4 separate regions of the Homo sapiens genome follow, and regions 1, 3 and 4 are each linked to region 2. A link is a contact called in ENCODE Hi-C or POLR2A ChIA-PET data. All regions are on one chromosome and are shown on one strand. Each heading gives the region's core, a stretch centred on a gene start or an enhancer-like site at or near the end of the contact. The rest is flanking DNA. Distances are from core to core; before and after follow the strand shown. Region 1 holds the start of AP1S1 (adaptor related protein complex 1 subunit sigma 1). Region 2 holds the start of ZKSCAN5 (zinc finger with KRAB and SCAN domains 5). Region 3 holds the start of GIGYF1 (GRB10 interacting GYF protein 1). Region 4 holds the start of SRRT (serrate, RNA effector molecule).

Evidence for each region. A loop is a pair of places that touch in the nucleus more often than their neighbours do. ChIA-PET counts read pairs that join two places held with the same protein, here RNA polymerase II (POLR2A). Pooled maps may share reads with other maps.
Region 1: a loop to region 2 is called in a pooled map, with 11 times the contacts of the local background. The contact joins the promoter of AP1S1 here to the promoter of ZKSCAN5 in region 2. A Hi-C loop is called at or near these places in 4 of 50 pooled maps. POLR2A ChIA-PET finds 5 or more read pairs at or near these places in 2 of 52 experiments (K562 and naive thymus-derived CD4-positive, alpha-beta T cell).
Region 3: a loop to region 2 is called in a pooled map, with 5 times the contacts of the local background. The contact joins the promoter of GIGYF1 here to the promoter of ZKSCAN5 in region 2. A Hi-C loop is called at or near these places in 1 of 37 single-sample maps with no recorded cell type and 6 of 50 pooled maps. POLR2A ChIA-PET finds 5 or more read pairs at or near these places in 1 of 52 experiments (A673).
Region 4: a pooled map shows a loop between it and region 2 (9-fold over the local background). The contact joins the promoter of SRRT here to the promoter of ZKSCAN5 in region 2. A Hi-C loop is called at or near these places in 1 of 37 single-sample maps with no recorded cell type and 8 of 50 pooled maps. POLR2A ChIA-PET finds 5 or more read pairs at or near these places in 2 of 52 experiments (CD4-positive, alpha-beta T cell and GM12878).

Annotation. Positions count from the first base shown.
Region 1 is chr7:101,152,745-101,155,725 of GRCh38, reverse strand. It overlaps AP1S1 (adaptor related protein complex 1 subunit sigma 1), which reads right to left and starts at 1,250. Exons shown (of 5, transcript NM_001283.5): 1 at 1,209-1,250. The coding sequence starts at 1,211. RefSeq lists enhancers at 344-844, 1,164-1,458 and a silencer at 1,269-1,508.
Region 2 is chr7:99,503,151-99,506,117 of GRCh38, reverse strand. ZKSCAN5 (zinc finger with KRAB and SCAN domains 5) reads right to left here and starts at 1,456. Exons shown (of 7, transcript NM_145102.4): 1 at 1,385-1,456; 2 at 1-113. The coding sequence starts at 73. RefSeq lists enhancers at 790-869, 1,250-1,429, 1,820-1,869.
Region 3 is chr7:100,692,561-100,695,621 of GRCh38, reverse strand. GIGYF1 (GRB10 interacting GYF protein 1) reads left to right here and starts at 1,372. Exons shown (of 27, transcript NM_001375765.1): 1 at 1,372-1,512. RefSeq lists an enhancer at 1-266, silencers at 954-1,113, 1,554-1,653, 1,824-1,943 and a cis regulatory region at 805-2,298.
Region 4 is chr7:100,873,430-100,876,445 of GRCh38, reverse strand. It overlaps SRRT (serrate, RNA effector molecule), which reads right to left and starts at 1,343. Exons shown (of 20, transcript NM_015908.6): 1 at 1,118-1,343; 2 at 734-873. The coding sequence starts at 855. TRIP6 (thyroid hormone receptor interactor 6) reads right to left here. Exons shown (of 9, transcript NM_003302.3): 9 at 2,992-3,016. RefSeq lists a silencer at 862-1,091 and enhancers at 1,232-1,291, 1,502-1,551, 1,128-1,793, 1,794-2,458.

The sequences.
Region 1 (2,981 bases), core at 1-2,500, 1.6 Mb before region 2:
TTAATGATCTCCCAAACATATCATCCTCCAGTGCCAGGCCTATGCCCAGGGGTATCCTCCTCTGTAGTATGTATCTCCAACACCACACAGGGTATGCAGATGCCCAAATCCTATCTTCCTCTCTGCAGGCACCCAGGCATTTGGTCTTCGACATTTCTCTTTAACTTTTCTTCCTTTTAGGGTGCCTCCTGCTAAGCGCCCACTCCTCCCCAGACACCAGGTGACCAATTTCCCTCAGTTAGGGCCCCGCCACCCAGGGGGTTCCCCTAAAAGAATGTCTGCAGAACAGACAGCAAGCTGGGTCAAGTGGGATGGAAGACAGAACCCTCACTGCCCAGTGTACCCCAGCTTCCCAGTTCCGGGGGGTCTGGGCCACATCCTGGAGTCTTCTCCTTACCCCAGTAGCTCTTCTATTCATGGACATGCCCAGGCTTGGAATCCCTGGGTGTGTGGCACTGTACTAGCTTAGTAAGTGAAAAATCAGAATTCAGGAGAACTGATTTTTTTGGTGGAGGGGAAAAGAGGGGCGCTGGGGAGCCTCGTGCGGCGCTCAAATAGGGGGGTGGGGAGCAAGCAGGAAGACGGAAGGCCTGGATTCCGGAAAGAGAATGGGAAGGGGGGCAGAGAGCCCCGGAGCCCGGGATCCCAAAGCCTGGGTCCCTCGGAGAAAAACCACGAGTCCACTTCGCTTCCCTACCTGGGCCCAGCCTCTAGGCAAGCACGGCCACGAACGCAGTAGGGCGCTCCCTTTTCCGACCCGGAAACTCCCCTCCCACACCCCTCTCCCCACCCGGGTCCCCGCTCCCGCCTGTGCAGCCCGGGAAGGGGGTCTCGGTGACTGGTGACCCCCGCTCCCTCCCTCAGCAAAGAGACTCCCGCAACCCTCTGCTTCGGGCGGCTTCCCTGCAGCGGGGATCGAGGGACCCCAGGGGCCAAGACCAGAGCGCCCCTCCCGGCTCGGGACGGCCCCGCCGCCCCTTCGTCAGCCCCCGCTCGCCCTGCAAATGCGCCCCCTCCCCGCCCCTCTCCCGAATGCCACCTCCCCCTCTTCCTCCCGAGCCCGGCTCGCCCACCCGCCGAGGCAAGGGAGGCCTCTGAGGACCAGAGGGAAGACAGGGCGGTTCACCCCGAGGGCGGCCCCCGAGGACCCCCGCAGGTGCAGCCCACGCCCCTCGCTTCCCCCTCCCCTCCCTCTTCGCACAGCCTACCATCCTGCAGCCTCCGGCTCGGCGCGTCCCACTTCGGCCACCGTAGGCGCCAGTCCCACTCCCTTTCTTATCCTTTCTCCTGCTGCCCTCCCTCTCGCCCGAAGCCCCGCCCCGTCCCGCCCAGGCTCTGACTCCCGGCGCGCCACGCACTGCGCAGGCGCCGACGCCGCGGGGAGCGCGGGCGGGGCTGGAGGCGGAGAAGCGGAAACCATGGCAACCAGGTCCTTGACTGCAGCTTCTAGGAGCCCGGTCGTCATGGTAACGCGGCTGTCCTGTGGGCTGGTTGGAGGATGGGGGAGGAGGACAATAAGGTCCTCGCGCTTTGGAGCCTTGTGGGGCAAAAAGGCGGGAAAAGGGGTGAGAGGTGAATGGGACGATCATTGGAGTTCGAAGCAGCAGGCAGGACTCCTGGAAGGGGAGTGGGCCGTGAAAAGGGAGCAGGGTGGGAATTAAGTGTAGGGGAGGAGGAGTGACCTGGAAAACAGAAAGACAAAGGGTCATGAGAAAAGTATAGAACCCAAGCTGAATATCTATTGAAAGCGTGATAGATACACCCCTCTAGTTTTTTTCTTTTTAGAGACAGGGTCTGGCCGCGTCACCCAGGTTGGAGTGCAGTGGTGGGATCGTGACTCTCTGCAGCCTTGAACTCCTGGCCTCAAGCGATCCTCCCGCCTCAGCCTCCTGAGTAGCTGGGACTACAGACGCACACCGTCATGCCCAGCTAATTTTTAATTTTTTTTTAGTAGAGACGGGGGTCTTACTATGTTGCCCAGGCTGGTCTCGAACTCTTGGGTTCAAGAGACCCTCCCGCCTCGGTTTCCCAAACTGCTGGGATTACAGGCGTGAGCCACCGCGCCTGGCTTCTGATTTTACAGTAAGAGAAATGTGTAGAAAAAGAATAAAAGAGAAAAGGAGAGGCTGCTATAAAAGGCATGTAAGGAGAAGGGGGAGGAACGTGAACTGAGGCAAAAGGGGAAGAAATAAAGAGCGTCTTAAAAGGTTAACTTGGGTCAAAACTCAAAAAGGGACAGATGTCACCCAAATCTCAGTGTGAAGATGAGGTGGATGTACGTTGTAATATGGGCTTTTAAACTGAATGTGTGTGTGTGTCTACATGTTACTGGAAAAAGGGGTCCCGATCCAGACCCCAAGAGAGAATTCTTGGATCTCATGCAGGAAGGAACCCAAAGCAAGTCGTAGAGTGCGATGAGAAGAGAGAGTTTATTGAAAGCTACACCCTTACGGAGTAGGGCGTCCTCAGAAAGCAAACAGAGGAACACACTGTCTTAAGTTTTTCTTTTCTTTCTTTCTTTTTTTTTTTCTTCTTTTTTTGAGACAGGGTCTTACTCTGTTGCCCAGGCTGGAGTGTAGTAGCATGATCATAGTTCACTGCAGCCTCCACCTCCTGAGCTCAAGCGATCCTCCCACTTCAGTCTCCCAAGTAGCTAGGACTACAGGCATGCACCACCACAGCCAGCTAATAGTTGTATGTTTTGTAGACACAGGGTATTGTCATGCTACCCAAGCTGGTCTGGGACTCCTGGACTCAAGGTATCCACACTCCTCAGCCTCCCAAAGTGTTGGGATTACAGGTATGAGCCACCGCCCCTGACCTTTAAGTTTTTCTTATATAGGGGTCTTGTTTTTGTAGAGACTAAACTAAGCCGAGTCAATGTGCAGATGGGCCAATGGCATGACAAAATTTATTATTCTGTTAATTTAACTATCCTTGACATTCTAGTAGGTAAGTACATCAAAGCAAAACTTAATTAT
Region 2 (2,967 bases), core at 207-2,706:
GGTCTTCCTGCTCCTGGGAAGTCTCAGCTGGGGGGTCTAAGTCTATAACTTCTCGGGATTCGGTCATTATCATTCCAACTCAGAGGGAAGTCTTCGAGGCTGGCTGTGTTACACTGAAACAATTGTTTTTCTGCTCTTTAATATCTTCTGAAGGACACTTTCAGTAGCATGCAACCTACTGATGTATTGGGCATCATTATTAGCAAAGACAGATGGCAAAGAGGTCATCTATACTAAAGACGACCACTCAACAAAGTAATTTACTTAAAAATAGGTACTACAAGGTAGCCATCACTTCACCCACAAAATGATAATAAGGAATAACCCCAACATTTTAAAAGTGTAAAAGAGAGCCATACAAATCTGACATCAGGCCCAACCTAAAACACAGTTTTAGAGTGAAGAACTTTACATTCCATATAAATAACGGGACGAGACTAACTAGTCCAGACGCAGCCGCTCTTTCTCTCTACCATAAGACGAACTTAAGTCGGAATAAGGGTGAAAATCATTATAATGGTCAAAACTGAGCCTGTTCTCTAAGCTACAAGAGCTTGACAGGCCAAGGGGAGACTCCATCGGTCCCAAAGAGAAGCAGCGTTTATAAGGTACAGATCTGGACCTGGATTCCTCAGAATGGCCCCTGACCCCGAGATACAGAGACTGTGGCCCGGTCAAGGTTAGGGACAGGACCCCCGTCCAGTCACGAAGCCCCTGCCCCCTCCCCTCAAGGCCCCACTCTAGGGGAGCTCTCCTGGAACATCAAGCTCCCCGCAGCCGAGGCTGGGAAGATGCGGTTCTTCCCACGGAGAGAAACCGAAGCCGACACTCCCCAACACTTCCTCGCCGGAAGTAACCAAGTCCAATCTTGCCCTGTCCAACGGGGTTAAACCGTTAGATCCCACCCCCCCCCGAAAGCACTTCCGCGTCCTCTCTAGGAATCCCGGAGGACCTCACCTCGCACGGGGGGCGGACCAATCGGCGGGGAGATGGGACGCGGGCCCCGAGTCCCAGCCCACCCTCAGTGACTCGGACGTCTCCAGGGCCCCCGAAGCCGCTCGCACAGCATCACCAAAGCGGGGAGGCAAACGGAGCCACTCTCTCCCCTGCTCCATCCCAAAGCCATTCAAACAGCCCAAGCTCCTCCCCTTTCCGTGGGGCGGGGAAGGGGGCGGGGCCTCCAGAGTTGGGCTGAGGTTGCTCGTGTCTGATTGGCCGGGGAGCTTGCGCCTTCCCCCACCCCCAACGCTCTGCGCCCCGATTTGAAGTAGGTCTGTACCTTGCTGACAGCCCGCAAACCTCGCTTATGTTGAATTTGGGGCCCTTAGGTTTTCTTCACCCGCATCCTCGCTACTCTCACCACCCACTTTCCAAACAAACCCACCTCTTGACCACCGCAGTCGGCTCAGAAGGCCGACATCTTCAACGTCACACCCGCGAGTCGCAGGGGCCAGCTGTTCCCGGAACTACATCTCCCAGGAGGTGGCGCGCGGGACTCGCCGGTTGGCCAATGGGGGGCGGCTCTCTTTGCAGCCTCGGTCTCGCGAGCCTATCAGAAGGTGGCAGGGCCCGGAGTCGTGTCCTCGGGAGCCAAGGCTGGAAGGCTGGGAGTGGGCGGAGGGAGCGGGGCATCCCTTTGAAGAGAGGGGCGTTGCTTACGCAGGGCTTCCCTGGCCAAGGGGGTCTCGTCCTTAATGATACCTCTCTTCAGCCAGGCGCGGGGTCCCACGCTTGTAAGCCTAGCTAGTGGACAGGCTGAAGAAGCAGGATCGCTTGAGCCCAAGAGTTCGAGACCAGCTCGGGCAACATAGCGAGACCCCTGTCTATTAGAAATACCCTCCCTTGGCCGGGCTCGGTGACTCACACCTGTAATGCCAGCACTTTGGGAGGCCGAGGTGGGTGGATCACCTGAGGCCAGGAGTTCGAGACCAGCCTGGCCAACATGGTGAAACCCCGTCTCTACTAAAAATACAAAAACTTAGCTGGGCGTGGTGGCGCGAGCCTGTAATCTCAGCCACTTGGGAGGCTGAGGCAGGAGAATCACTTGGACCCGGGAGGCTGAGGATGCAGTGAGCCGGGATCGCACCATTGCACTCCAGCCTGGGCAACATAGTGAGACCCCATCTCTTAGTAATAATCTCCCGTTTTTGTTTTGTTTTGTTTTGTTTTTTGAGACGGAGTCTCGTTGTCCCCCAGGCTGGAGTGCAATGGCACGATCTCGGCTCACTGTAACCTCTGCTCCCAGGTTCGGGCAATTCTCCTGCCTCAGCCTTTCGAGTAGCTGGGATTACAGGCACACTCACCACGCCCGGCTTATTTTGTATTTTTAGTAGAGACGGGGTTTCCCCATGTTGGCCAGGCTGGTCTCGAACTCCTGACCTCAGGTGATGCGCCCGCATCGACCTCCCAGTGCTCTCCTTTTCATATGGTGCTTTATAGTTTCCAGGCCCCAGCCCTCCCCTCCCCCTACGCCCCGCGCAGTTTACAAAGTTGATGGGCAGGCAGGAGAAGAGTTACTGTTGCCACTGTTTTACAGGCGCGAAGGAAGGAACTGCTGTGAAATTGCAGCATCTGCAAAAAGATGAGAAGATATTTAGAAGTTAAAGGTCTCTTTTCAGGGAGCCCAAAATCTTGCATTTTAAGTAGCTTCCTATCTAGGACCAAACCCCCGGTGAATGTTTGCAATGCCCGTATTTTGTGTGTTAGTGAGTTGGTATAGAATTTTGCACCTATGGCTTAATTTTGTTGCTCGTATAAAGTTGTTTAATGTCTATGAAAGTTGTTCCAGATGGGCATGGTGGCTCACGCCTGTAATCCCAACATTTTGGGAGGCCGAGGTGAGAGGATCACTAGAATCCAGGAGTTGAAGACCAGCCTGGCCTTTTTACCCCGTCTCTACAAAAAATAAAATAAAATTAGCTAGGCATGGTGGCACATGCCTATAGTCTCAGCTACTCAGCAGGCTGA
Region 3 (3,061 bases), core at 123-2,622, 1.2 Mb before region 2:
GAGTTCAAGACCAGCCTGGGCAACATGGGGGAAACCCTGTCTCTACAAAAAAAAAAAAAAAAAAAAAAAAAAAGCTGGGCGTGGTGGTGTGCCCTGGTAGTCCTAGCTACTCAGGGTGCTTGAGGCAGGAGGATTGCTTGAGCCCAGGAGGCGCAGGATGCAGTTAACCGTGATCGCGCCACTGCACTCCAGCCTGGGCGACAGAGCAAGACTCTGTCTTGGAAAACAAACAAACAACAAATACAATAAATTAAAAAAATTAGTTGGGTGTGGTGGCACACAGCTGTAGTCCCAGCTACTCAAGAGGCTGTGGCAGGAGGATCCCTTGAGACCAGGAGTTCAAGACCAGCCTGGGCAATGTTATGAGACACGCCACCCGCCCAGTCTTTACAGAGAATAAAAAAGTTATCTGGGTGTGATGGTGCACACCTATAGTCCCAACAATTCAGGAGGCTGAGATGGGAGGATCGCTTGAGACACGGGAGTTGGAGGCTGCCGTAAGCCGAGATCGGGCTAGTACACTGCAGCTGGGGCAACAGAGTGAGACCCTGCTTCAAAAAAATAAATAAATAGGGGCCGGGCGCGGTGGCTCACGCCTGTAATCCCAGCACTTTGGGAGGGCGAGACAGGCGGATCACTTGAGTGGTCAGGAGTTCTAGACCAGCCTGGCCAACAAAAATAAGCCAAACGTGGTGGTGTGTGCTTGTAATCTCAGCTACTCGGGAGGCCAAGGCATGAGAATCACTTGAATCCGGGAGGCGGAGGCTGCAGTGAGCCGAGATCGCGCCACTGGACTGCAACCTGGGGGACAGAGCAACACTCTGTCTCAATAATTAAATAAATAATTAAAAAAATAAAGAGGCTCCTGAGAGTCAACTTATTTGCCTGAGCCACTTATTTCACACATCCCAGGACGCCTGATGAAGGGTTCTGGATTTTATTGTCTCCTGTCATCCAGGCGGGCTTCCTGGAGGAAACCGGACCGCCAGGGAGGCCGCGGCCTCGGTCCCAGAGGTCGCGCGTCGCGGGGCCGGGGGAGGTGGGGGAGAGGAGGCCGCTCTGGGGCCGATCCCGCCCGCAGCTGGGGGCCCCCGTCACGTGACCAGCCGGGCGCCCAGGTCACGTGTCGGGGCGGGGAGGGGGGGGGCTGTCGGGGGCGACGGGCGTCCGGGCAGTGGCGCGCGCGGCACGCGAGCAGCGCACGAGGAGAGGTGGCGCGGGCCGGAGCCGCGGAGGGAGGCGGCGGCGGCGGCGGCGGCGGCGGCGGCGGCGGCGGCGGCGGCGGCGGCGGCGGCGGCGGCGGCGGCGGTGGAAGGGGCGGCCCCGCGGCCCCGCGTCCGCGTCACGTGGTGCGAGGCGGGCAGCCATCTTGCTACAAACACAAACACAGAGGAGCGGCCGCCGCGGGAGCGCCAGCGCCCCCTCCCCCGCTGCTAGCCGCCGTCGCCGTCCCCGGCCCCCGCCCGCCGCGCGCCGCCCACGCCCCGGGACCGGACCCTCGCGCCGCCCGCGGTAAGCGCCCAGTGGCCCCGCGGCCCCCGGCCCGCAGCCCAGCCCCGGGGCAGGCCCGCCCCCGACGCCGCGGCGGCCGCGCCGAGCCCGCGAGCTAGAGAAGCGCCGGAGCCAGCGCGCGGGCCGCCAGCGAGGACCCTCCCCCGTCTCCTCCCCGAGGCCGCCGCAGCCCGGTGCGTCCTCCCGCTCTCCCGCCCGCTCCGGCCCATCCCCGCCGCCGGGACCCTCCCCCAGAGCCGGCCAGCCTCGGGGAGGCCCCGGGAGGCCGGCGCCCGGCTTAGGGGGCGACCGCTCGCCCCCCTCGCACCTGGCGCCCCTCCCTGAAGGGCACGCCGTCCTCCCGGGCCGGCGCGCTGCCTTCCACCCCCGCGCTCCTAACGGTCGCCCCCGGGCCCCTGCCAAGCCCTGCCCTGGGCCGCCTGGGGGCCCCCGACCCTAGCGTCCTAGGGTGGCCGGGCCCCGCGCTTCCCGGAGTTCTCCCCAGCGCGCCTTTGGGTTCCCCTCGGAACGAGCTGGGCCTTGCGGTTCCCCAGGTCCAAGCGTTCCACGACTTTGGCCAACATGGAAGCCTTGCCCTCCACCCAGGCACCTCGCCTGGGTCCTCCTCACCTCTGTTTCCTTTCGCTCCGGCGATCTTAGTGCTGGGTCATTGGGGTCTCCTTCTTCCCAGTTGCTCGGCCGCGGGAAATACCTTCCTTAGCAGAGACTGCTTGTCCTCCCCGTCCCAGGCCAGGCCCTTCTCAGCTCATGCCCCTCCGTGCAGCAGCTCCCTGGCCACAGCTCTCACACTTTGCCTTAAAAAAAAAAAAAAACAAAAAAATTTCCGAGTAACTTTTTAAAAGCCCCTCGTCTCTCTTCTCTGTTATACAGTCATTACTCGCATTCCCGGTCAGACTCCAGGTCTGTTGCATCCTAGTGCTAGGAACTAGGAGATGCTACATAAAGACTTGTTAGCTGGATTGGATTTTTTTTTTCCAGCCACCCAAGCCTTACTTCCCTCCTGCCTCTCAAAGTGTCGTTCTGGAAGATCGTCAGCTTTCCCACCCTCTTGTGCACTGCCTCTTCGAGTCTATATAGAAGTTTCAATTTAGAACCCCGCCAACCCCTCGCCTTTGGCATGGAAACACCATCGGTGGTACCAGTAAGGGTCTCTCCTTTGCTGCCGACATGGGGGATTTGGGGTTCTTTCTCCTTCCCATCTTTCCTGTGCCCTTTGCAGACCTAGGCTAGCCACCCTCCACCAGGCTAGCCAGCTCCAATCTGATTTTCTTAGATTGTAGGTCTTGGTCCCCCAGCGGTCTGTCGTGCCATTGGGAAGGATTTGAGGGTAGACCTGGCCTTGGTGTCCCTGCCATTGCCTGGGGACCAGGGGCCCTGAGGGTCCCACGTGGTGGTTAGTCAAGTGGACCATGTGCTTAAACTTCTGGACTAGCTTTTTCTGCTGTTGGACACATCAGTCTTGTGTTCGTGATCTGATGCGTTAGCCCTAACTTTTACATCTGCTATTGGAATTTGGGAATTAAAGAAAAATAGCCCACTTTAGAGGAGA
Region 4 (3,016 bases), core at 94-2,593, 1.4 Mb before region 2:
AAGCACTGGCTCATGCCTGTAATCCCAGCACTTTGGGAGGTCGAGCTGGGTGGATTACCTAAAGTCGAGAGTTCCAAACCAGCCTAGCCAACATGGTGAAACCCCGTCTCTACTAAAAATACAAAAATTAGACGGGCGTGGTGGCAGGTGCCTGTAATCCCAGCTACTCGGGAGGCTGAGGCAGGAGAATTACTTGAACCCCAGAGGCGAAGGTTGCAGTGAGCCAAGATTGCGCCATTGCACTCCAGCCTGGGCGACAGGGCAAGACTCTGTCTCGAAATAACAATAATAATTTTTAAAAGTTAGGCGGGCGTGATGGCCTCCCCCTGGAGTCCCAGCTTCTCAAGAGGCTGAGGCGGGAGGCTCGGTTGAGCCCGGGAGGTGGAGGCTGCTACGACTGCATCAATGCACTCCAGCCAGGGCAGCAGAACAAGACCCCATCTCAATAACAAAACAAAAAAAAGCAAAAAAGCACGCTTTTCGTGCATGTATAAACAGTGCTTCTTCATACTCAAACTCTTAGCTCTATAGCTCTGATCTGCAGAGAATTTCAAAAACCAAGCCACAGCTAGTTATTTGGCCAACAGCAAATAGGCTGAACCACAGAAAACGGTCCAATGAGCCATTTCATAGGATTCGCCCTCATAAAAATTACAAGGGGGAGAAAGAAAAGCGACGCGGGTGGAGTGAAACGGCATGAAACGGGGACAAGATGAAGTTAAAAACGGCTCACCTGTCATTCCAATCGTCCCCTCGACGTCTTTCATCTCTCTCGCGGGAACGGTCGTAGTCGCTGCGCTCTCTTCTGAACTTGTCCCTGCGCCTTCGATCGTACTCGTCATCACTGTCACCCATGGCACGGTCTGAGGGGGCCTGGGGACCGGGGAGAGGCGGTAGGAGTGGTGCAAAAGGACGAGCGGAGGAAGGGACCGTCCCTCGCGGGCAGCTCGCCCGCTTCCCTCCCGCCAAGGCCAGCCCTCCGCGGCCCCCACCATCCTAGGCCTGAGAACGCGGCTCCAACACCTCCACTCGCCCCGAGTTTCTCCGCGCCCGCCCCCGTGGACCCCGGTTCCTCTCCCGCCCCAGCGGGGCCCCCCAGGCTCCTCCCCTCCCCCACCTTGGTGCGGCCGCGGCCGTTGGACTCGCGCTCGGACGGGCTAGATTTCAGGGCGACCTGGGTCGCGGGCGCGCGACGAGGACTTCGAGGAGGGCGAGACGGAGACGGAGCTCTTGAGTAGAGGGCCGAAGAGAGGCGAACAAAAGTGGGACAACCGGGGATGGGCAGTAGCGCGCGCAGCCCGCGCTGCGCCTGCGTCACCCACGCCTCCGAGGCACAAAGCTCCACCCTCGCGGCCGGAACTGGAACTAACAAACCGAGCGCGAAGGGCGGGGAGAGCAGGGCGTGATGGGAAAGGGGCGGGGATCTCGCAAGTCTCGCGCGGCTTTTCGAGACGATAACGGCTCGAGCGTTAGGAACTACGGGACCTCGGCTGGGCCAAGCGCGGCCTCGGGAGGCGAACAAGCCCTCTGGGCGCGAAGGGAGAGCGGAAGTCGAGGATCGCGCGACCCCAGATGTGTCGGGGTCCTAAGACGGTTCTCATCCAGCCATGTTCCCCCCACGGGCCTCCTGACCTCACCGGGGGTGATTTCGTCCCCTCCTCGGGCAGGGCGTGGGCTTGGGAAGCGCGGGCGCTTAGGGGATGGAAGGTGGAAGCAACCATTTTAAAGCATCGTATCCCACCATTTTCTGCTCCAAATATCCAGCCAAAATTGGGTGCCACAGTGCGCACTAAATGCAAAGTCCGCCGTTCCTGCTTTTCCTCGACAAAGACGCCCCGTCTTTAAGTAAAATTGGCAGATCTCAGTCTTAACCCCGCTCAGTATTTGGATGAAATAGGCTGTAAGTTAACGCCCTAAACAGAGTATGGACCGCCCAGATTCAATGGATTACCACCCCCGGGAGTAACACCAAGGCCCCTCTCAGTGAATTGAGTGTGAGACTTAATAGGAAGACCAGCTGAGATGGCTCACGCCTGCAATCCCAGCGCTTTGGGAGGCCGACGTGGGAGAATCACTTGAGCCCAGGAGTTGGAGACCTGCCTGGGCAACATAGCAAGGCCCCTTTACAGAATATTTAGGGCCAGGCACATTGGCTCACACCTGTGATCCCAGCACTTGGGAAGGTCGAGGAGGGAGGACTTAAGCCCAAGAGTTCAGGACTAGCCTGGGCAACATAGCAAGATCCCATCTACACACAAAAAAATAATAACTGGGCTTGGTGGGATGCCCCTGTGGTCCTAGCTACTGGGGAGGCTAAGCCAGGAGGACTGTTTGAGCCCAGGAGTTCAGGGCTGCAGTGAGCCTTGATTGCACCACTGCACTCTAGCCTGGGGAACAGAGTGAGGCCCTGTCTCAAAATAGATACATAGAGGAAATCTTGCCTCCTCCCTGAGGCGTGCTTGCTCCCAGCACTGAGAGGAGGGTAGTGACGGATTACAAGAGTTGTCAAAAAAAACTGGACCTGAGTCAAAAAGACCCAGGTTCCACCATTTAAGAACCATGCAATCTGGGGGAGTCACCTCTCAGCTCTGACATCCTCACATGTAAAAATGCAGACAGTGGCCAAGGGCGGTGGCTCACGCCTGTAATCCCAGCACTTTGGTTGGGTGAAGCGGGCAGATCACTTGAGGTCAGGAGTTCAAGACCACCCTGACCAAGGTGGTGAAACCCCGTCTCTACTAAAAATACAAAATTAGCCAGACGTGGTGGCGGGCGCCTGTAATCCCAGCTACTCAAGAGGCTGAGGCAAGAGAATCACTTGAACCTGGGAGGCAGAGGTTGCAGTGAGCCGAGATGGCACCACTGCATTCCAGCCTGGGTGACAGAGCCAGACTCCGTCTCAAAAAAAAAAGAAAAAAAATGCAGGCAGTAACAATGACTGGGCCTGTAATGGGCTACTGGGAGAATCAGATGAGACAACAGACTTGGAAGTGTTTTGTAAACTCGAGGGATTATT